Regions from separate parts of the Homo sapiens genome. Here regions 2 and 3 are each linked to region 1. The links are chromatin loops, found by intact Hi-C in ENCODE. Cell type or tissue: endothelial cell of umbilical vein. All regions are shown on one strand.

Evidence for each region. Peaks named below come from ENCODE experiments on the same cell type or tissue, not always from the same donor. Only the 100,000 strongest peaks of a DNase experiment are listed, where the experiment ranks them.
Region 2: it touches region 1 in a loop (2.4-fold over the local background); 63 of 110 quality-filtered maps call a loop at or near these places.
Region 3: it touches region 1 in a loop (6-fold over the local background); 4 of 110 quality-filtered maps call a loop at or near these places.

What each region holds. Positions count from the first base shown.
Region 1 is chr6:148,263,477-148,271,476 of GRCh38, forward strand. It overlaps a transcript of SASH1 not described here. Among named protein-coding and RNA genes, the nearest start is that of SASH1, 75 kb to the right of the region's middle. RefSeq lists an enhancer at 1,071-1,624. In endothelial cell of umbilical vein, no CTCF peak of the experiment used is centred here; a DNase peak (open chromatin) is centred at 4,475; H3K27ac peaks cover 2,928 bases.
Region 2 is chr6:148,173,765-148,181,764 of GRCh38, forward strand. No RefSeq gene overlaps it. Among named protein-coding and RNA genes, the nearest start is that of SASH1, 170 kb to the right of the region's middle. RefSeq lists an enhancer at 287-873. In endothelial cell of umbilical vein, CTCF peaks have their summits at 4,054 (motif pointing right) and 6,239 (motif pointing left); DNase peaks (open chromatin) are centred at 4,077 and 6,207; H3K27ac peaks cover 419 bases.
Region 3 is chr6:148,438,069-148,446,068 of GRCh38, forward strand. SASH1 (SAM and SH3 domain containing 1) reads left to right here. Exons shown (of 20, transcript NM_015278.5): 3 at 2,116-2,166; 4 at 2,290-2,339. Among named protein-coding and RNA genes, the nearest start is that of SASH1, 99 kb to the left of the region's middle. RefSeq lists enhancers at 3,525-3,819, 7,630-8,000. In endothelial cell of umbilical vein, no CTCF peak of the experiment used is centred here; DNase peaks (open chromatin) are centred at 3,193, 3,633 and 7,733; H3K27ac peaks cover 6,330 bases.

The sequences.
Region 1 (8,000 bases):
ATAACCTACATTACATTCTTGGCCAAGAGCACCTGTGCACAGCCCAGAAAGTCAGCCCAGGGCAACCATTCTGATGGAGGTGATATTAACAGCTCTCATTAAAACTGATGACTCTAGCGGTGCCCAGAAGCACAGCTAAGGCGAAGCGTCTGTCTGCATTTCCATTACAAGCCCCCGTTTTTGGAGTTCATAACTCAACCATGGAAATATGCTTTGCATTGAACTGGAACCTGAAAAGAAACTGTCACAGGGAAAAGAGAGTTGGACTTTTAGAGCTGTAAAATGTGTCAGTTGTCCACTACCATCTGTACACATCTAACTCCGTGTTAGAAGGAATGTTACTGTTTTCCTGCCCCTGTCTGGATGGTGGAAATGGAAGACTGAGGGTGGAGGACTCATTTCTGAGCTGGTCCGGAGGAAATCTGAATGTCTTAACTTTTATGTATATTGGGGATGCTAAGAGCTCTATCATAATGAAAGTAACACTTGTACGACAATCATTTATCCTAGGTGTCGTTTTGTTTATTGTTACCTGTACAAAACCAGCAAGCAAAGAGCCCCTAGGGCTCAACCTGAGGCTTAAGGAGGTTACATAGGGCTGGATGTAACTTTCAACACCTTTCTCTGATGAAAGGGAGACCTGAAGGTATGCGTTTCAATGACGTGATTTGAAAGGACTCTGTTATCTTTTATTTTGACCGAAAAAAAAAAAAAAAAAAAAGGTCTTGTGAAATGCATTCCTGTCATGGTTGGGCAGGTTAAAGCTCAATGGTCTATATATCTATATCTCTGTCCCAGCTGGGAATGTAGAACAACTCTTACCCATACAAAAATATGAAGGATTAGGTTCATAGAAGACTGCTTTAAAAATATGAGCAGATTATAACTTCTGCTTTTTCTAACAAGTATTGCTTGGGAAGAAAAAGGTCATTATTGTCTTCAGTATCTTCCAGTCCTTTCTCTAAACACCACAAGAATTACATGAAGACTGGAATCAGATCATGCTGTTTCTCTGCTTAAAATTCTTCAATGGTTTCTTATTGGGTCTCAAATAGAATTCACACTCTTCACCATTGCCCATGAGGGCTATACAACCCGGCCTCTCAAGAGCCTTGTGGCCTCTTGTCATGTTGTCCACACCCAGTCATACTTGACTTTTTCCAGTTTCTCAGCTACATCAACCTTTTTTCTCCCACCTCAGGGACTTTTCATTTATGAACCTCTTTGCCAGTTATGTTTCTCTTCCCACACTCAGAGCAGCTGGCCTCTTCATATCCTTTGAGCTTAAATGTCACCTCTGCCTGCCTGCTCCATCACCTCTCCTAACAACCTCCATCTCGACCCCCTGTTGGCTTCTTTTGAAAAATTGAGCACAGCTATTGTTTTACTAATCTGTTTTTGCACTTGTCCTTTATCTATGGCCATCTAGAAAGCATGCTTCATGAAAGTAGGGGCCTTGGCCATTATATTCCCAGTGTCTAGTACAGACCACGTGCTCACTATTTGCTGAATAAATTGAGATTTATGTATTACATAATGCATTATAAATTTAAGCTTTAGTAGTCATTATTCTCTTTGTAGTATATATAATAGAATAATTTCTCCTTGATTTTTATATAACCTCCAGTTTGCAAAGAGGAACTAGAATTCCCACACAAAATGACAGTCTTAGAAATTGGATTGATAAGGCAGACATGACGGCACACACCTGTAGTCCCAGTTGCTTCAGAGGCCAAAACAGGAGGACTGCTTGAGCCCAGCAGTTCAAGGCTACAGTGAGCTAAGCAGGTTCCACTGCATTCCAGCCTAGGTGATAAAACAAGACCCTGCCAAGAAAGAAAAAGGAGGGAGGGAAGGAGGGAGGGAAGGAGGGAGGGAAGGAGGGACGGAGGGAGGGAGGGAGGAAGGAAAATAAATATATTGGATGGATAAAGAAATTCTGTTCTTTTACATCTTTCACTCTCTTTTTAGCACCATAAAATTGTGCTGAACTTCTGCAAAGAGTTTGTGGACCTCACCAAGGTGCTCCCCATGCCTCTTGAACTTGTAGATTCCAGGTTCTTCACCTGATGTACTTTGAGCTCTGAATACTGAGACCACAAAAAAATATGCTCAGCGTTTTGCAAACCTTAGAAAAGTAGACATAAGAGCATTGATTAATGTTCCAACTTGGCCTGATTCACTCAGAACATAAAACTTTGTCCTGGATAGGACTGGCTCAAGACCCCACAGCTAAAAAAAGCCATCTGAGACCTGTGCCCAAGCCTTCTGATGCCAGATCTAGGCCTTAATTCAGGGAACTACTGCTGTCTCTGGAAAGGCAGGGTTAGTTAGGAATTAACAACCCATGATTCTCCAACTGAATCCTTCAAGCACTAGATCCTCATGCTTTTGCGTGACTGGCTCCAGAAGTTTCTTTAAAAATCCAGTCCCCATATTAGAAGTGGTAATACAATTCAAGGAAGTTGTCATTGTCAATCATCGCGTATTCAGCAATTCTTTTTTTTTTTTTTGAGACAGAGCTTTGCTCTCGTTGCCCAGGCTAGAGTGCAATGGCACAATCTCAGCTCACTGCAGCCTCCGCCTCCCAGATTCAAGCAATTCTCCTGCCTCAGCCTCCTGAGTAGCTGGGATTGCAGGTGCCCACCACCACGCCCAGCTAATTTTTTGTATTTTTAGTAAAGACGGGGTTTCACCATGTAGGCCAGGCTGGTCTCGAACTCCTGACCTCAGGTGATCCACCCAGCCTCCCAAAGTGCTGGGATTACAGGCGTGAGCCACCGTGCCCAGCTCAGAAATACTTTACCTGATTCTTTTCCTCTCTGCCACTTGCTGAAATTTGGTTGACTGAACGGAAAATAAGAAAAGGCTTAGATAAAATAAGAAGAATGTTTGCATAGGAATATGACCCTTAGCAAGCCAGTTACTCTCTAAGACTCAGTTTCCTACGCTATAAAATGGGGATATAACATATATGACCTACCTCACAGAGTCTTCAAGACAATTAAGATAATGCATGTAGAGCTCTTAGCACAATGTATACAAAGGGCCCAATGTTAGCTCCTACTGCTGTTGTATTATTATCAATAACAATTCCAACGTAAGAGAAGCTCTAGAAACAAGAGAGCTTTTCTTTTCTTTTTGGACAGGGTCTTGTTCTATTGCCTAGGCTAGAGTTCAGTGGCATAATCATGGCTCACTGCAGCCTCAACTTCCTGGGCTCAAGTGATCCTCCCACCTCAGCTTCCCAAGTAGCTGGGACTACAGGTGTGCACCACCATGCCCAGCCAATTTTTTTTTAATTTTTTTTTTTTTGGTAGAGATGATGTCTCACTATGTTGCCCCAGCTAGTCTTGAACTCCTAGGCTCAAGTGATCCTCCCACCTCAGCCTCCAAAGTGCTAGGATTACAAGTGTAAGCCACCATGCCTGGCCTCTTTTCTTTTCTTTTAAAGGGAGGCTGGGAAAGCCGGAGAGCTAGTAGGAGCCAGGGCACATAGAGAGTGAGGTAGTAGCATGCCTAAGGTACACCTCAGCAGTTCCAGAATTCTGCTGCGAGTGGTCCTCCATCAAACTACTTCACCTCTCTGAAGTCTAGTTCGCTTACCTGTAAAGGAAAGATAATAACCAACTCTAACCTACTTCACCAGGTTGTCAAGGATTCAAATAAGACACACATCTGTAAAAGCACTTTGTATGTCTTAATGGAAATGTTAGATATTGCTTTCACATATGTTACAGATAACTGGCTATTGTTTCAATCAAGTCAGCGGTTCTAAACTTTGGCTGCAAATTAGAAGCACCCGGAAGCTTCAAAAAATCCAAATGCCCGGGCCACACCATAAACTAAGCCAGAATCTCTTCCGTGGGACCCAGGCCCAGTACTACTTTGTGTGTGTGTGTGTGTGTGTGTGTGTGTGTGAGATGGAGTCTCACTCTATCGCCCAGGCTGGAGTGCACTGGCGAAATCTCGGCTCACTGCAAGCTCCACCTCCTGAGTTCAAGCAATTCTCCTGCCTCAGCCTCCCGAGTAGCTGGGACTACAGGTGCCCGCCACCACGCCCGGCTAATTTTTTGTATTTTTAGTAGAGACGGGGTTTCACCGTGTTAGCCAGGATGGTCTCAATCTCCTGACCTCATGATCTGCCTGTCTAGGCTTCCCAAAGTGCTGGGATTACAGACATGAGTCACCGTGCCCGGCCCCAGTGCTACTTTTGTAAAGCTCCCCAAGTGATTCCAATATCCATCCAACATTAAGAGTCAAGAAATAAAATGTTTCTTAAACCTTCCCAATGATAAGGAGCCCCAGAGTCCCACCATACCTGCAGAATCAGCCTTCGAAGGGAAGGGGGCGTGGAGTCTATTTTCAACAGGCATCCTTAGCTGACTCTTAACAGCAAGCAATTATGAGAAACAATGTGTTGAATCATAGTCTGAGAGTTGGAAGGGATGTTGTTTAAAGTCTTCACCCTTGAATCATCTCAAAACCATGTGAAACTTTATGAATCCCACGAACGAAAGGCCAATGTGTGTTAACCCACTACATGAACAATAAATAATACGACTTTTAGCTATTCCTCTGTGCTGGAATCATCACCAGCCTCTCAGTTCCGTTTAGTTCCTGAACTTTCTAGTTCAGGAAATTTTGACTGACTGAAGAGATTTGCAATGATAAGAAACTTTTCTGAATCAAACAATTTGGGATGCTAGGAAATGCACAGAAAGAATCTTTCATTTAAAAAGAAATATTCAAATATTGTGAAATAAAATAATAAGCTGAGCTTTTTGATGTCCACAAAGAGAGCTGACCTCCAGGTGGTACAGACACAACTAAATTTTTATTATTTTTCTTTCAAAAGGAAATATTGCACAGTTCTATAAAGCTTACCCTATTACTTGAAGCTCACATGGGAAAGATAGGCAGATAACATTTAATGTAAATAACATACAAACAAGCTACTATGTCGCAGAAAAGTGGAAAATATCAAGAAAAAATGTAATCAACTGCTGATATGCAAGTTGTAAAACTCTGCTCAACTCTGTGCAATTTCCCTCATCTACCATTTTGAAAGCATCAAACTGACAGAATGGTTGGTCTATCAGCTTCTGCTGAACATTCTCATGTTGTCATTGAAAAGTTAAGCTTTGTGGAATTCTGTTCCCTCTGGGGTCACATTTACCTGCATGGCCTAAGTAGTTAACCTTAAAATATTTTCTCCTTTCTATTTCTTGCACTGTTTTGAGTCCAGCCTTCATCTCAGCTTTGTTTGAGCCACAAATACTGTCAATATTCAGAGACTATATTTATTTCTAAGCTTTTTAAGAAGAAAGATAATGGAGATTGATTTTAATAAATAGATGAGTTTCAGATATTTGCATTTCCTTTATAATGGCTTCATATCGGTTACTCAGTTCTAAACTTTGTCAGATAAGGCATTGGGGAATAACAATGCTGGATCCAGTTTGAATTATGTCTTTGGAAATTATAGCCACTCGTTTCATGTAATAAGCACTTGTTTTCATGTGCATTCACCATGCCCATTTCTTAGTATCTCTTTTATCTCTTTTTATTTTTGATAAAGTGTTTTAATAGAGAATATCACTGTAGCCTACCTTTTAATAGTATGAAATAACAAGACATTATTGCCAGGTTTGTTTACATTTGGAAAAAGTCCTTATCATTAATAAGAGGTATACTATAAATGCTTGGAGTCCCATGCCCCATGGAGGAGCTAGTGCACATGATACCTTGAGCAAGAACAGAGCTATGGGCACTCCCAATTGTGTGCCCTCCCTCTCAATTGGTTTTTGTCTTTTTTAATTTTTTTTTTCTGGGATACGGTCTTCCTTTGCTGTCCAGGTTGGAGTGCGGTGGCACAAACCTCCTAGGCTCAAGCAATCCTCCCACCACCATTTCCCAAGTAGCTAAGACCACAGGCACACACCATTATGCCCAGCAAATGTTTCAAATAGTTTATAGAGACAAAGTCTCACCATGTTGCCCAGGCTCAAGCGATCCTCTCACCTCAGCCTCGCAAAGTGCTGGGATTATAGGTGTGAGCCACCACCCCCAACTAGTTTGTTTAGGGTTGTAATTTTTTATACTTTCCTGTTCTTTGTTGAGTCATTTCATTGTCAGATTGCATGTTTGATTGCATTGTTAGATTGCATGTTAGGATGCCCACCCTGATGGCCTCATTTGATTTTAATTACCTCCGTAAAGATCCTATCTTCAAATAAGGTCATATTCTGAGGTATTCAGTATATGAATCTGAGGGGTGTGGGGGGGCACAATTCAACCCTCAACAGTAGTATTATACATGATTATTTTAAAGATTGTTCCTGTATCCTCAAATCATAGCTGATAAATGAAAATAAATTCTGGAAAGAAAACCTTAATTGTGACGATGGTCTTTGGAACAGGACTTTACTGGTATTTGGCAGGTGAGTGTGTACCTCCCACAAGTGTGAAAATGATCATCTCCCAGTTAGCTGTCTCCCAGTATACAATTATTTTCTGCCGTACACCATAGACCGATATACACTGATGTTATAGATTTGGCTTCTGTGCTCCTAAGAGCCAAACTCTATAGCAAAAGCTGTATTCAACGGGGCAGAATTTCTCTTTTGGTTGCTGGGACAGCAAGAGGATGGACAGACTAAGACCTTCCTGGTATAGACAAGGAAACAGGCCAGAAACAGGGAAGAGGGTGGCAAAGGTCACAGGGCTAGTTAGTGGCAGCCCTGGAACTAGATCTTGGGTCTCCCAACTCATAAGCCGGTGCTCTTTTACCAAACCACACTATCCTCCACCCCGGGTATCCCTCACCTTACCTGCCAGCTATCAAAACCACCCACTGCTCGCTGGCAATATATGCTTTTCCTTACTGACTTTAATATTTTAAAATTTTTTTTTGTATTGAACTGATCCTAATTGCTAAATAAGTGCATTACTGATACCGATGAGCAGAATTAAAATTGGGGAGTTATGCCTTTGGTGATTGTTTCCCTAAAAACCTGTCAACCCCCCAACCAAAAAAAGCTAGGCATCTAATTTACATAAGGTAGTGGGTTTCTTGACCCTTCAGATCCAATTTTTTGGCTAAAACTTGCTTTATCAGCCAGAATTGTAGATATATACTCCAAAGTGGAAAAAAAAATTTGTCTGAGATGTCAAACTAGTGGCAGTTAGTGATTACTTTTGAAAACAAAAAAACAAAAAGGCTCTTACCTTCTGTTTTACCAGTTCTTGGTTAATACACCATCACTGATATTAGAGGTTTGGATTTTAGATATCTTCAACCTAATTCAGCCACTTTACAAATAAGGAAATGGTAGCCTGGGCAATGGCATGTCCAAGGCCACTCAGTTAAAGAGAAATCTAGGGACAGGTCTTTGTCTCTGGGTCTCTGGACATCTCATCCACAACTTTTTTTTTTTTTTTTTTTTTTGAGACAGAGTCTCGCTCTTGTCGCCCACGCTGGAGTGCAGCGGCACGATCTTGGCTCACTGCAACCTCCGCCTCTTGGGTTCAAGTGATTCTCCTGTCTCAGCCTCCCAAGTAGCTGGGATTACAGGCGCCCGCCACCATGTCCGGCTAATTTTTGTACTTTTATTAGAGACAGGGTTTCACCATGTTGGTCAGGCTGGTCTCGAACTCCTGACCTCAGGTGATCCACCTGCCTTGGCTTCCCAAAGTGCTGGGATTACAGGTGTGAGCCACCGCGCCCAGCTCATCCACAACTCCTAATACCACTGCTACTGCTGCCTAATGGTTATGTTAGCACATTCCTAAGCTACAGGAAGTTTATTTTTCCCCATGAAGATAGGAGAAATACTAACCCTAATGTTCCTTAGTGACTTGATGCTTTACCATGTAGCTCTGTTATGTCACACTCACAATATTAATTTTAAAGAATAGACTGTTTTCCAAATATATGTATTTAATGTGACTATCTTCTGACTATTCACTGATGTTACCAACACCTAAACTTACTTGTG
Region 2 (8,000 bases), 90 kb before region 1:
CCAGATCACTTGAGCAACCCCAGAGCTGACAGTGGTGTCATCTCCTTAAATATAAGGGGTAAGAGTGAAAAAGGATTTGTTCTCCCAGGAAAAATCAGACTAATCTACCCAAAGAAGGAGAACCAGATGCTGAGTAGGCAAAAGCAATATTAATTATAGTAAATATTTACATCAAAACAAAGGCCTCAATCTTATGCACATACCTACATCTGACCTACATATGAGTAGCCAGATACATTACTGAGTGCATACACTGTATTATTTAAATAGAATCATAGCATTCACATTTCTCTCTACTACTCCACTGGTTAAGAGAAGTTTTGCATTTGAGCATCATTTTAATAAGATGAAATTGCATTGGGCTGCTTAGATGCCAACAGTGGGGAGGGTAAACCTAACAAGAACAAGAAGACAATATTGATCGCCTGCTTCCATCAGTTACCAAAGAACAAAGCATCGATGGTTGAGGAGCAGAGGGATGGGCATGGCATCACCTTTGGCTGGTGTCTGGCCGTGGATGAAAGCAGGAAGGAGCAGCTATCAGGCAGGGATGTTGAATTTACAGCAGGGGGTCTTCCCATCCCCCTCTCATGTCACAGTCAGTGTTACGCATCAACCAAGGCATTTGTTTCCATTGAGCCTCCGCAGAGCTCAGAACCAAGCATGTGTGTGGTCTCGGTGTCTGGCACACCCAGGAGTCATGCAGCGCACCTCTTCATTCCCACACCTAGCAGCCAAGTGCCAGTTTCTTCAGGCCAGGCTCCAGGTAATCTTTACTACCCAATCAGAATTGGCTCAAGAAATTCAAGCCACTTGCCTTCTGGGCCTTAAAGCCTCCATCGGGCCTTCTAAGATTTCTTTTTTTTGGTGGGGGGAGTGGGATGGGGAGACAAGATTTTGCTTCGTTGCTCAGGCTGGAGTGCAGTGGCACGATCACAGCCAGGCACAGTGGCTCATGCCTGTAATCCCAGCACTTTAGGAGGCCAAGGTGAGAGGATCACTTGAGCCCAGGAGTTCAAGACTAACCTGGGCAACATAGTGAGATCCCTGTCTCTACAAAAAAAAAAAAAAAAATTTTAATGAGCCAGGCATGGTAGCATGCACCTGTACTCCTAGTGACTCAGGAGGATGAAGTGGGAGGAACCCTTCTGATATTTCTGCCCTAAGAGTGCTTCCTCTCCTGATCTCTCTTAGGCCCATCTTGTTCCTGGATGCTTATTTTATATGCATCCAAATATGCACAAGACATATATTCAGTATCACCAAATAGTAGTTTTATTGTATGTAATAAATCCTTGGCTTGGCGCACTCTTATATAGATTAGAAACAGTATTCTTTATGTCAATGAATGTCACCACTTCTGTCAAGTACTTCTAGTTTCTACAGGCTCAAGAATACCTTTTCTTGACAATGGTTCAGGATATAGGCTGGTATTCTGCCAGCCTTCTCACTGTTAGTTCATTTCTTTAATAGCATCTTGGTGAGAGTCTTTTCAGAACCCAGGGACTCCAGCCTCCACCCCTTCTATTAACTAAAAATCCCTGAATAACCCTCCATATGGTGCCGGCATGGCATTTGATAAATACCTTGCTGATTATTTATCTGACTTTACATTTATTTTGACAGATTGAGCACGTTAGTCTGTATTGAAACTAAGCTCTTGTTGTAAATATCTTCCTACGGCTCTCTGGCGCTGTGTTGAGTGATCTACTGAACTTCTGCCACAGCAAACTTGGGGGAAATGAGGAAAAGGAAGGCACACTCTGAAACAAAAGCAGACAAAAGCAATTCTGAAAAGCAAGAAAAGGGACAGAACTCCATTGGAGGTCCTGGTGAATATATTTGTACCTTCTGTCAGCACGTCTCGTGACTGTAAACTGCTGTAACTACCAGGATCAATAAAGGGCAAGGCCTTGAGATAGTAATTATGCTAATTGGTAGTGACTAGAAAACACGCAGGCTGCAGGATAAGCAGACAGTGTCTTGGGAGAAACAGACACATTTGTTAAGAAGGGCAAGGTCTGGTAGGCTTCGTGAGACTTTTCCTATAATCAGTTTTCTAAGAAACACCACGTGCATCAGCCAACATAGTTTGAGTTCTTCCCTCGGTAGAAGATTGTACCAGGCACTGCAGAAGAATATCCAAGAAAGAAAGACTCAGCACCTGCCTTCTGGAAGCTTACAGCTTAGCTCATTCTCCAGGCATGCCCAAGCACGTGCACACACGCACACACACACACACACACACAAATTGAAAGACATTTTTACTGTATAAAAAATTGTCAAGAACTGAGAATCTGCCAGATATGGTGACTCATACCTATAATCCCAACTACTTAGGGATGCTGGGATGGGAGGATCACTTGAGGCCAGGAGTTCAAGACCAGGCTGGCCAATGTAGTAAGACTGTCTGTTAAAAAAAAATAATTAATTTTATATTAGCTGGTCTTGGTGATGCACACCTGTAGTCCCAGCTACCAGGGAGGCAGAGGCAGGAGGATCACTTGAACGCGGGAGTTGAAGTCTGCAGTGAGCTCTGATTGTACCACTGCACTGCAGCCTGGGCAACAGAGTAAGACTCTATGTTAAAAGATTTTAAAATTGAGAGAACTAAGAACGTAAATACCAGAATGCTATCAAAATGAGAAGGGACCAAAGTCAAGTGGTTTGTAGGTACCATGTTTGAGATGGAGCTTTGACTAGAGACTGGATGAAGGCATCTCAAGGCAAGAGATTTTTGTTCTTGGTAAAGAAAGTTAAGAATCTCTGACACAGAAGCTTCCCAGTTGTCATTGTATTACAGTTGCGAAAAACACCTTATTAGATGTGGAAGTTTAAAAGCTATCATTTACCATGTCCATGAATGTAACATGGATACTGCAATGAACTGAAAGTTTGTGTCCCCACAAAGTCCGTATGTTGAAATCCTAACTCTCAATGCAATGGTGTTGGGAGATGGGGCCTTTGGAAGATGATTAGGTCCTGAGGGTGAAACTCCCACAAATGGGATTAGTGCCCTTATAAAAGGAACTGCAGAGAGTTCTCCAGTCTCTTTCTACAATGTGAAGCAACAATAAGAAGACAGAAGTCTGCAACCCAGGAGAGGGTCCTCACCAGAACCCACCCATGCTACCACCCAGATCTTAGACTTCCAGCCTCCCGAACAGGGAGAAATAACCTTCTGTTGTTCATAAACCACCCAGTCTATGGTACTTTATTATAGCAGCTCAAACTGGCTAAGACAGACACTATCTTTGAACTGGTAATCAAATTAGTTAATCAGAGTGTGTGGATAGGTACCAAAAGAATAGACAAGCCAGTTGATTCACATTAATTACCTTGCTGGGCCACTGTGAAATTCTGAACTTTCCAATAAGCATTGACGATTAAAATTTTAGACAAAATTTTCTCTGGTCATTCGATTTATATATAAAGCTCAAGTATGAATAAAGCCTAAATATAGCTTAGTTAAATACATGAAAATTTAGAAAGACTATTGGAACGTCCTGGCTCTGTAAATATCAAATTCCTTTATCTTAATTGCAGCCTCAAATCACTAGCTCCAGTTATGAAAGATTACTTTCTCCAGAAACTAGACTACAGAATAGTAAGTAAAGTTTTCTATTATTTTATTCCATGAAAGAGATATGGGAAATCATAAATACCACACTTATCCTAAGTATCATATTTCAGTGTTTAAAGAAAATTCTGACAGTTCTGATTAAATAGGTCAGATCCGAAGGATAAGATTCACCATAGAGCTCTGGACTCCAATGTATGTCTTTTAAAAGAATGTCCAAACAGCACTATCATGTGAATTTCGTGTATTGGGTGTTCCGTGATGTTGGGTAGTGTAGAAAGAGACCTGAGCTAAAACCTGTGATGATAAGTCATTTCCCCTCCAAGGGCTGGCTGCAGCTTCCACTCTGCAGAAGGGATGAAGTTGGGCAGGGAGAGTATGACCTGGATGATCTATGAGAGCTTTGGAGTTCTGAACAAACGTTGGAAACGGATTTAGGGAACATGTTTGCAGGGTTGCATAACTGCTACCAGCAGGGGGCAGCACGGCTCAGATAATTACTATTTCTTGCCCTTCCTCATTTAGGAAAAACCTATGGAAAATAGGGACTTACCCCTCAGCCTTCAGGAGTCCTGTAACATATAATGGACCAAAGCCAAGGACTGCCCTTGCCTCCAAAGGGTTTGATTTTTCAAGACACAAACACCCGATAGGTGCACCGTCAACGACATTCCCCACGGACGCCTTCAATGATGATGTGACTTAGTGTTGACTTTCCTTTTTATCTTTGTCTTCTCTTTATTTCCTAGTTGTTTCTAGTCAGAGGAAGGATAGCTTTATACAGAAATAGGATTTATTTATTTATTTATTTATTATTTATTTTAATTGATCATTCTTGGGTGTTTCTCGCAGAGGGGGATTTGGCAGGGTCACAGGACAATAGTGGAGGGAAGGTCAGCAGATAAACAAGTGAACAAAGGTCTCTGGTTTTCCTAGGCAGAGGACCCTGCGGCCTTCCGCAGTGTTTGTGTCCCTGGGTCCTTGAGATTAGGGAGTGGTGATGACTCTTAAGGAGCATGCTGCCTTCAAGCATCTGTTTAACAAAGCACATCTTGCACCGCCCTTAATCCATTCAACCCTGAGTGGATACAGCACATGTTTCAGATAGCACAGGGTTGGGGGTAAGGTCACAGATCAACAGGATCCCAAGGCAGAATTTTTCTTAGTACAGAACAAAATGAAAAGTCTCCCCCGTCTACCTCTTTCTACACAGACACGGCAACCATCCGATTTCTCAATCTTTTCCCCACCTTTCCCCCCTTTCTATTCCACAAAACTGCCACTGTCATCATGGCCCGTTCTCAATGAGCCGCTGGGCACACCTCCCAGATGGGGTGGTGGCCGGGCAGAGGGGCTCCTCATTTCCCAGTAGGGGCGGCCGGGCAGAGGCGCCCCTCACCTCCCGGACGGGGCGGCTGGCCAGGTGGGGGGCTGACCCCCCCCACCTCCCTCCCGGACGGGGCGGCTGGCCGGGCGGGGGGCTGACCCCCCCACCTCCCTCCTGGACGGAGCGGCCGGCCAGGCAGAGGGGCTCCTCACTTCCCAGTAGGGGCGGCCGGGCAGAGGCGCCCCTCACCTCCCGGACGGGGCGGCTGGCCGGGCGGGGGGCTGATCCCCCCACCTCCCTCCCGGACGGGGTGGCTGGCCGGGCGGGGGGCTGACCCCCCCACCTCCCTGCCGGACGAGGTGGCTGCCGGGCAGAGACGCTCCTCACTTCCCAGACGGGGTGGCTGCTGGGCGGAGGGGCTCCTCACTTCTCAGACGGGGCGGTTGCCAGGCAGAGGGTCTCCTCACTTCTCAGAGGGGGCGGCCGGGCAGAGACGCTCCTCACATCCCGGACGGGGCGGCAGGGCAGAGGTGCTCCCCACATCTCAGATGATGGGTGGCCGGGAAGAGGCGCTCCTCACTTCCTAGATGGGATGGCGGCCGGGAAGAGGCGCTCCTCACTTCCTAGATGGGATGGCGGCCGGGCAGAGACGCTCCTCACTTCCCAGACGGGGTGGCAGCCGGGCAGAGGCTGCAATCTCGGCACTTTGGGAGGCCAAGGCAGGCTGCTGGGAGGTGAAGGTTGTAGCGAGCCGAGATCACGCCACTGCACTCCAGCCTGGGCGCCATTGAGCACGGAGTGAACGAGACTCTGTCTGCAATCCCCGCACCTCAGGATGCCGAGGCTGGCGGATCACTCGCGGTTAGGAGCTGGAGACCAGCCCAGCCAACACAGCGAAACCCGTCTCCACCAAAAAAATACGAAAACCAGTCAGGCGTGGCGGCGCGCGCTGGCAGGCTGAGGCAGGAGAATCAGGCAGCAGTACCGTCCAGCTTCAGCTCGGCATCAGAGGGAGGCCGTGGAGAGAGGGAGAGGGAGACCGTGGGGAGAGGGAGAGGGAGAGGGACAGAGGGAGAGAGGGAGAGAGGGAGAGGGCAGGATTTTTTTTAAGTAAGAATTCTTTACCAATCCTTCTTTCCCCAACATAAAATCTCCTATTTGAAGTGAAGTTTGAGGTAGGGACTCGAGAGGCAGTGCCTCAAGAAAGCCACACATTGTACAATGGAGAGCAGGGATGAAAACATTGTATAGAAGGAAATGACTCTTCCTTTTGTTAGGAAAGGAAAAAAGAAAAAGAAAAAAGCCATTAGCTGAGCAGTGCTGCCCCCTGCAGCTGAAAGGAAATGAGAAAAGAGGCTGAAATAATTGAGCTCCCTTGTTCTGTGAATTGTGTTTTCTTTGCAGGATTAAGTGTTTATTTAAAAATCCAACTTGCATTATAGCAGAATACTAAATTCTGTCTTCTAATTAATTTTTAAAGCTCAGATTTGATAGCAGGATTAATCTTAGCCTTATTTTCAAGACAATTTAAAAATTACTAGAGAACATTTGTTTCATTTAATAAAAACGTATTACCCTACAGTAAATTGCAATTCAGATTATACGTTGAGCTTCCATTTGGCTGAAGTATGTACTCTTGAACGGCTTTGTCTAAAATTAGAGACCATTTTCCTATAAAACAAGAGTGCTTGAGGGCTTGAACATCCAAAAATGTTACCTTAAGAGTAACGGGCTGTGGTATAGAAACTGCCATCATCAGATAATTACAACCACTTAAATGAAAGCACCTCTATCCACCCTTTCTTTTCCTTCCATCTTCTTTTTCTATGGGTGCTGTTCACATGCTGTCATAATTCCAGGGAGAGTTGCATAATGGAAAAAAACAAAAACAACCCTGTGCTTTGAGCTAGGGATCCAGGGTTTAACACCCTACTCTGCACTTTACAGTTTGTTTGACCTTGAACTGGCCACACAAGTATTCTGAGCTTATTTTTGCCATCTCCAACATAGGAGAAATAATAAGACCTATCTCACCAGGCTTTTGTGAGAACTGACTGAGAAAACAAAGAGCTCCTGTCAACCACTGGATGATGGTAGCTGGGGGACTTCTCTTAAGATAGGAAGTCAGCAAGATGGCTGTCGCGGATTCCTCTTCTCCATATGCGCATGTCAAGAGACAGAGGCTAATTCTCCTCTTCTGAATCTGGGCTGGCCTGAGTGACTAGTTTGACTGATAGAACCAATGGCAGTGACATTCTGGGACTTCTAAGGCTGGGCCATAGAAGTCTTACAGCTTCCACCTGTGTCTCTTAAATGCCTGCTCTTATAATGTTATAATCTTTCACAACCCAGCCACCAGGCTGTGGAAAGCCCAAAGCACATGGAGAGGCTATGTGTAGATATACCAGTTGGCAACCGAGCTGAGCTCCCAGTCAGCAGCTAGTGTCAACACAGGCCACACGAGTGAGCCATCTTGGGCATCTATCCCACTTGAGCCTTTAGACCCTTCAAGCTCCAGCCGTATGACAGATCCTGGACACAGACTACCCACTGAGCCCAGTCAACCCTCTGGGCTACAAGAGACGAGCATAAACTGTTATGTTAAGCCACTGAATTTCGGGGTGTCTGTTACATAGGCAATGAAAGATAATCGGAGAAAGCTACAGGGCAATTTTCTATTTTAAAGAGCAAATAGAAAAAACCCAAAGAAACACCTGAGAAGGAGGGGGTCTTACTATATGCATTTATCTGTATTTCATTATCTTGCCTCTCTAGTCATTGTTTCAAAACTTCCAGATAAGTTCAATTAGATTTGGAAGGAACATAGTGGGAGTTGAACAAATGTTGGTTGGATGACTAAGAAAATGAGCCAATGTATGAATGTTTCCTACGACATTAGTCCTCTAGTAGAAAGTATCTAATGACCAACAATCAATCAAAAATTTCCTTAAGAATTTATTATTTATAGGCTATTTTGGAATATAACCCTATCCCAAAGAAGTTCAAGTCTTATAAATAAAGGACTTGAATTAAAAGGACATTTGAAATAATGACGTGGCCGGGCTTGGTGGCTCACGCCTGTAATCCCAGCAC
Region 3 (8,000 bases), 170 kb after region 1:
GAATTGAACCAGTCACTTTTGCTGATGGTTATAGAAGGTCATGGGCTGCAATTGGGTGTTAAAGGAGCAATTTCAGAGAAAATTTCAGACAAACTAACAGTTTAGTTTCATCATCACTCTGAGTTCTCTGTACCAACTCCTGAATAGGAAGGAAGATTTGGGATTAAAAAATTGCTAATTATACTTTTGCTTACCTCCTGCCATTTAAGTTTGTAAATTTCTCTATGTGAGGCTGAAAGGTTAGGTCCTGGAAAATTGTGATTGGTCTGTAAGCACCAGAAATGTCCAAAAGTATATATCCCCTTTGTTAACTGCACCTGAGCCTGACATCCTACCATTCACATTTGGAATATATAACTCAAAACATTGTCCATATACTGTTTGGTAGAAATGGTGTATCAAGTTTGGTACAGAAATATGTCTGTCATGAACAGCGGCAGCAATGAAAACCAGGAGGAGGTTAATGAGAGTTCTATGGAGGTTTTACGCCACTGTGATAACTGTTTATAACAAGGGCCTGAGATTAGGGGAAGAGTGAGTTGCCAGTTCATTAAATTCTTGTCCATTAAAACCCATTTCTCTTTCTGGCCGCTTGTCTACAGTCATCCCATTCTCAGATGTACTCATCCCAGCACATTCTTTTTTTTTCATTGTGGCAAAAAAAAAAAAAAAAAAAAACCAAAACAAACAAAAAAAAAAACCACGTAACATAAAATTCACACTCCCAACAGTTTACCCAAGTGTGCGGTGCAGCGTTGTCAGCCACATGCACATTGTTGAGCAACAGATTCCCAGAACACTCCCCCACAATCCTGCATGAAAGTGCATTCATTCCGATACTCTATATTCGTGCTGGATTCCTGTTCCTTATTTAAAAGTATAACTTTGCTCTGAGTTATACTTATTTTAATACTTTATTGCTACTTTTATACATCAACAAAAGGTTTTCGGTATTGGTGTAGTTTTATAATTGTGTTAATGATGAAAAGGGCAATTGAACAATTAGATGCATGTGAAAATGCATAATTTACATAATTTATTTTTATCACAGGTAATTTGTTTATCTAAATACTCTTCGTTTTCTTTTACTTTCAAAGGAGATACAGCCTCCTTGAACTATGAAATGAGGGTGTTACACCATATGGTTTTATCTGTAATATTCTTTGATTCTTCTGCCTCTCACAATTTAATGATATTTCAGTGCATTCTTAATATCAAGTATTTATATTTCATTTATCAACTCGATACCGCGCGAGTGTTTGTTTTTAAATTTCCAGATAGGTCAGTTCATTTGTGTTAGGGAAGTATAGTGATTTTTAAGGCTGCAAGATAACATTCAGTTAGCTTCCCAACTTCCTAAAGACATTAACAACTTCTCCTAAGCTATTAAGTGCTCTGAATACATTTAGAACTTTAAAATTGGATTGGGGCTGGGCGCGGTGGCTCATGCCTGTAATCCCAGCACTTTGGGAAGCTGAGGGGGGCGGATCATGAGGTCAAGAGATCGAGACCACCCTGGCCAACATAGTGAAATCCCATCTCTACTAAAAATGCAAAAATCAGCTGGGCGTGGTGGCGCATGCCTGTAATCCCAGCTACTTGGGAGGCTGAGGCAGGAGAATCACTTGAACCTGGAAGGCGGAGGTTGCAGTGAGCCGAGGTCATGCCACTGCACTCCAGCCTGGTGACAGAGCTAGACTCTGTCTCAAAAAAAAAAAAAATTGGATTGGAAGTCTAGTGTCGTTGGAAAACAGCTAAACTCAAATGGGTTGCAGTAAATTCAGTGTCTTAGTGACCAACTAAGTATATCCACAGAATTATTTCACCATGAACTGTCAGTCCCCTTGACTGAAATTGTGCTTTTTTTCTTCTGAAATAAAATTGTCAGCAGAGTCTGGCAACAAAGTTTGGAAAATATTTCAATCTTAGGGGGCTAGAGCTCTCATTTTAAAAGTATTTTAGTTTTCCCAGAAAATCTGTTTATCTCTGCCATCTCCTCCCACTCTATACCCCAACCTTTCCCGAATCCTCCCCTCTCTTCTTACATGTCTATTTGTCTTTCTCGCGTGTGACATGTTTGGAAGTCCCGTTAAACTGGCATCTGTTCTGTTTTAGGAGAAACCCGATGCTAGCCCCACGTCACTTCAGCTGCGGTCCCAGATCGAAGTAAGCACAATGACTTTAATCATCTAGTTTTGCTTCTGCCTTTTTTTTTTAAGTGACACTCTGTACAAATCAGATGAAGCCTGCTGCTCTGACCACACTGACTATACGAATCTTCTCTCGTAGGAGTCGCTTGGCTTCTGTAGCGCCGTGTCAACCCCAGAAGTGGAAAGAAAGTAAGTCTTTCTCCCTCTGCCCAGGACCACCTTCCAAGAAGGTGTCTTTTAGGTCCATGCTGACGGAAATCAAACAGGCGATCATGTGCGTATGTACTATGGAGTTATGCGATGTCATTTTCCTTAACATGTTGCATGCATGTGTGTGTATCTAGGTGGCTAAGAGTGTGTTTTGTAATGCAGTTGGTGATGTCTGAGGATTTTGTGAAGAGTTACTGATTTTACACTTATTGTGAATAAACCCTAAATAAATCTCCGGAAATAGAAAGGGAAAGGATAGGTGCATTAACCAAGATGGATTTTCATCTTTTACATTAATTTTTAATGTAGGATAAAAGTTATCAAGAAGCAAGATACAAATATAAAATATACTATATTCCAGAATAAACCAATGATTAAAAACCCGTCTTCTGCACCTCATTTTGGTAGGTGACCTTAAAACAACAGTGAATGTGTGTGTTAAAAAATGGCAAATGATCCCTAGCGTTTCCTGTTAAAGGTAATATTTTTGCTTCCTTGACCCAACTTGGACCCTGTAATTTCTGCTCTCATGGAAGCTAATTTTATGTTTCTTGTTATATTTTCAGTATTTCTTTTAGGCAACATAAATAAGACAAAAACAAGAGAATCTTTTTTCTAAAACCTTTTCTTTTTCTGCTTTATTGCATCATCATTGTACTAGAATGTTCTATTTGTGATCTTCCATGGTAAAAAATTTTAAAGAAAGTCCACATCTCTAAACAGACGCTTCCTTTGGCACGGAGCCACTTGTACGTTCATGCCAAGGGAGGCACAGAAGTGGTTTAGGCATCAAGTATTTCTGGAATGCAAAGCACACGTTGGGGAGAGCGTGTGTGTGCTTTAGAGCACAGCTTTGCCTAATCCATCCACGTGTGTGTGCTGCTGGCACAGGCGGTTCTGGGAGGAGGGCTGCTTTGCCAGAAAGCTATAATTCTAAACTTAAGAGGCTTTGTGGGTTTTGTTCTGGTCTGAGGAACGTTGTGGGTGATGTACCATAGCAAACCAAGGCCACTGCCCACTCAGGTTGAGAAGATAACTGTGCACACCCCATCAGCTTTTTTTGTTTTGCTTGCCTTGCCTCCTCCCAGGAACCTAGTAATATGGAGGCTGAAATAGACAAAAAAGGCTCAAGTTGACATTGACTTTGAACTTGGAGGTATTGTGGTGGGGTAGAAGCATCGAGTGAACGGGCTGTAGCTTTTCCTGCCCTAGTTTATTATGTGCCATGATTCAGGCTGAGAGCTCAGGTGTTCCCTCAGAATCTCTGAATCCTTCAGGAAACGAGAAATGTTTGCTCTTCCTCCTAAGAGGAAGTGACTCACCAAATTTGTACTAACCTTAGTTAGGCTGGGTAGTACTTCTTCCCCTCAATTGTGGAGAGTCATTCTTTCCGTGTTTATATCCTTTACTTAGTAAAATGTGGCATGGCTCTTGTGGCTGAGAGAGACTGATGGCCTCCTCTGAGGTTAACAAAAAATTTTAAACACACGCCCACTGTCTCCATTTGTAATATTGTCATTTTGCCTCTGTAATTTTAAGTGGTTCAAACTTAATGTGTTTCTAAACAATTTGAAAGTTTAAAAACATTTTGTCCTTTATTTCTCTGTTAATGGCTTTTGAAAACTATGCTATCCTTTGCTTTTAACTTAAAAACACTTTCTTTTGAAAACTTTTATGGCTGGGTGCAGTGGCTCAGGCCTGTAATTCCAGCACTTTGGGAGGCTGAGGTGGGAGGATCACTTGAGGCAAGGAGTTTGAGATCAGCCTGGGCAACATAGTAAGACCCTGTCTGATCCAGCACCAGCCCCCCGCCCCCAGCCCCCCCAAAATTAGCCAGGTGTGGTGGTGCCCACCTGTAGTCCCAGCTACTCGTGAGGCTGAGGCAGGTGGGTCCCCTGAGCCCAGGAAGTTAAGGCTGCAGTGAGTTGTGATCATGCTTGGGTGAAAGAACAAGACCCCATCTCAAAAGAAAAAAATATTAAAATAAATTTAAAGTTACAGTAAAGTTTCAAGGATTGAGAATTGTGCAGTGAATGTTCATGTAATCTTCACGTGGGCCACCAGTTGTTGACATTTGCACACTCCTGAGCTTTCTCTCTCTCTCTCTCACACACCCCCTGCCCCCCACATACACCACCATTAATTATTATTACTGCTGGCCTGTTTGAGAATAAATGGTAGACATCATGATTGTCACCCCTAAATGCTTAAGCAAATATTTCCTAAGGACAATGACATTCTGTTACAGAATAATATAGTATAATGACCAAATACAGGAAACTTAATAACTTTTTCTAATACATAGTTTCTATTCAAGTTTTTCTTTTTCTTTTCTTTTCTTTTTTATTTATTTATTTATTTTTGAGAGGGAGTATCGCTCTGTCGCCCAGGCTGGAGTGCAGTGGCGTCATCTCGGCTCACTGCAACCTCCACCTCTTGGGTTCAAGCTATTCTCCTGCCTTAGCCTCTTGAGTAGCTGAGATTACAGGCACCCGCCACCATACCCGGCTACTATTTTTTGTATTTTAGTAGGGACAGGGTTTCACCATGTTGGGCAGACTGTTCTCGAACTCCTGACCTCAAATGATCTGCCCGCCTCAGCCTCCCAAAGTGCTGGGATTACAGGGATGAGCCACCGTGCCAGCTGTATTTGTTTTACTAATTGTCCCAATAATGTCTCTTTTAGCAGTGTTTTTCCAATCCAGCACTTTTTAGAAAAAAAAAAAAAAAAAAAAAAATGGCTCACGGCATGTTGGTGTCACGTCTTTTGTCACATTTAATCTGAAAGGGTTTCTTAGCCTTTTTCAGAGTGTAAGCTAGTTGTTTGATGAAGTATTTGTTGTTTAGGGTTTATTTGTTTTTGTGTTTTTTTGCGCCACAGTGCATTATATCGGGGGCCCGTGATGTCCGTTTATTTCATTATTAGTGATATTAATTTTGGTCATTCACTTAAGGTGGTATCTGCCAGGTTTTCTCTGAGAAGTTACAATTTCTTCTTTGTAGTGAATATATATATAATATATATATTATATATAATACATATTATATATTTTTATATATATTTTATATATATGTATGTATGTATATACATATATTGTGAGGTGATCCTCTGAGACCGTGAAACTATTATGTTTCTCATCAAACTTTTACCTGTTGGTTTTAGATTCTTTCCATGATTCTTGCCTGAATCAGTGTTACTGTGATGGTTGCAGAAGGGTGATACTTATTCTTGCATTGATGATTATTTTGTATAAAATCTCCCAAGAGGTTTTGTGTTTAAATTTCATTTGCTTTTAAAGATGTATCACCCTGAAAATCCTAAGTCAGATTATAATTTGAATAGGTTTGATGCATTGTCGCTATAGAATAATTTATACATTGTATTTGAAGATGCAAATAGACAATCTCACTATTCCCTTACATCAAAATGCTTGCTGGGAGCCTTGCTGTTGAGTACAGGACCCTCAAAGGGTGACCTGGCGAACCAGTTGGCTGTGTCTGGTTGGTGTCTGCAAAAGTCTCTGCCAACCAAAATATCATTCTGCGTCAGAGTGGTGTTCTGTGGGCAGAAGTTTTCTCTGCTTTTTATTCCAAAAACAAGAGAACTTAGAAAACACATGTGGGCAAGACCTGCAGGGGCCCACCCTTAGAAGCAGAAATGCAAAGAAGGAGGCAGCGTGGAAGCTGAGCACTGCTCCTGCGACTCCTGCCTCGCAGATCCAGTCTCCCAGCTTGTCTCAGGGACCCCCTGTGTGCACGCCTCTGTCCTCCTTGCCCAGCTGAAACCTATTCTAAGGGAGGTATCTGGCCTTAATTATGTTTCAAATGTCTGTTTCTAAAAAATAACATCACTTCTGTCAGTAGTATTTAGCATTTAACAGGGTTTAAAGTCTCAAGTCACAGGAAGTTAGCTCTGACCAGAAGAGGGGGAGGGAGAGAGACAAGCAGTGAGATTTCCGACATACCTGGCATCTCAGCATCTATTGTGGATGCCCCTGCCAAGTGGGGCTGCTGACCTCTAGATGTGCTTGACCTGCATATACAAGAGGTGGGTTGATAGGTAGGTGATAGGTAAGTAGGTGTGTGGAAAGAAAGAACAGACCCTCCCTACCCCATTATGAGTTTGGTGGGGTCCCCATTCATCCTTATTTTCTTACACTATCTGGTCTCTCCATATGCTTTCACTGGAAGTTTAATAAAGAAGGCCAAGGGAGATTTCATTTGAGCCTCTTCTCTTTATATCTATCTACATCGCTTATTGATGAGACTATCTGTTACTGGAAGGGGGTCCTGATCTAGACCCCAAGAGAGGGTTCTTGGACCTCATGCAAGAAAGAATTCAGGGCAAGTCCATAGAGTAAACTGAAAGCAAGTTTATCAGAGAAGTAAAGAAACCAAAGAATAGCTACTCCATAGGCAGAGCAGTGGCATGGGCTGCTCGACTGAATAGACTTACAGTTGATTTTTGATTATATGCTAAACAAGGGGTGAATTATTTATGAGTTTTCTGGGGAAAGGGCAGGCAGTTCCCAGAACTGAGCATCCCTCCCTTTTTAGACCACATAGGGTAACTTCCAGATGTTGCCACGGCACCTGTAAACTGTCATGGTGCTGCTAGGAGTGTCTTTTGGTGTGCTATTGCATTATAATTCACATATAATGAGCAGTGAGGATGACCAGAGGTCACTTTCATCGCCATCTTGGATTTGGTGGGTTTTGGCAATCTTCTTTACTGCATCCTGTTTTATCGGCAGGATCTTTGACCTGTATCTTGTGACACCAGTCCTGCCAACCTCCTGTCTCATCCTGTCACTAAGAATGCCTAGCCTTCTGGGAATGCAGCCCAGCAGGTCTCAGCCTTATTTTACCCAGCCCCAGTTCAAGGTGGAGACGCTCTGGTTCAAATGCCTCTGACATACCTGCTTTATTGCTCAATCTCGGATTTGTGTCAACTGGCTGAACAGGTGAAATTAACTAATTTTCTATTACCAGACACTTTTAAGAATATTTAGAGGGTAAGGCTTTTCTTGAGAGGGCTGGGAAATAGCTTTATAACTACAACAAATGAGTTTAGCTACGAGTCGCAGAAAACCTGACAAATAGTGATTCCTTAGACACATCTGAGTTCCATGAATGGGTCCAGGGCTGGCTCCATGACTCAAGTCGGCCTTCAGAAACCCAGATGGCTGGACTGCTTTCTTTTTTCTTCTTTCTTTTTCTTTCCCGTCATAGCCTCAAAGTGGCTGCTGCATCTTCTAGGTGGGAAGAAAAAGCAGGGCGAAGAGAGGGAAGAAGGCAGTAGGTCCCAAGGCTAAACCTTGTGCTTTGCAGAGCTTTCCTAGAAACCCTGTCCACCACATTCCAGTGTGTGCCACTCATTTCCTCGTGCAGCAGCTGTTTGCTGACCAACTACCGGTTGTAGAAGGCTCCCTTCAGGGGGCCCAGGATATAGTGATGGACAGAACTGTCACGAGCTTACGTTTGAAGGCAGGGGCATATACTAGAACAAAAATTACATATTTAAAGTCATGGTATGGAGAAAAATAAAGCAAAGAAAGGGGACCCAGAATTGGGTCACTTGACCACCATAGCTATAAGGGAGTTTAGAGAAGTGAGCATTTTTAACGGAGCACATTGCTA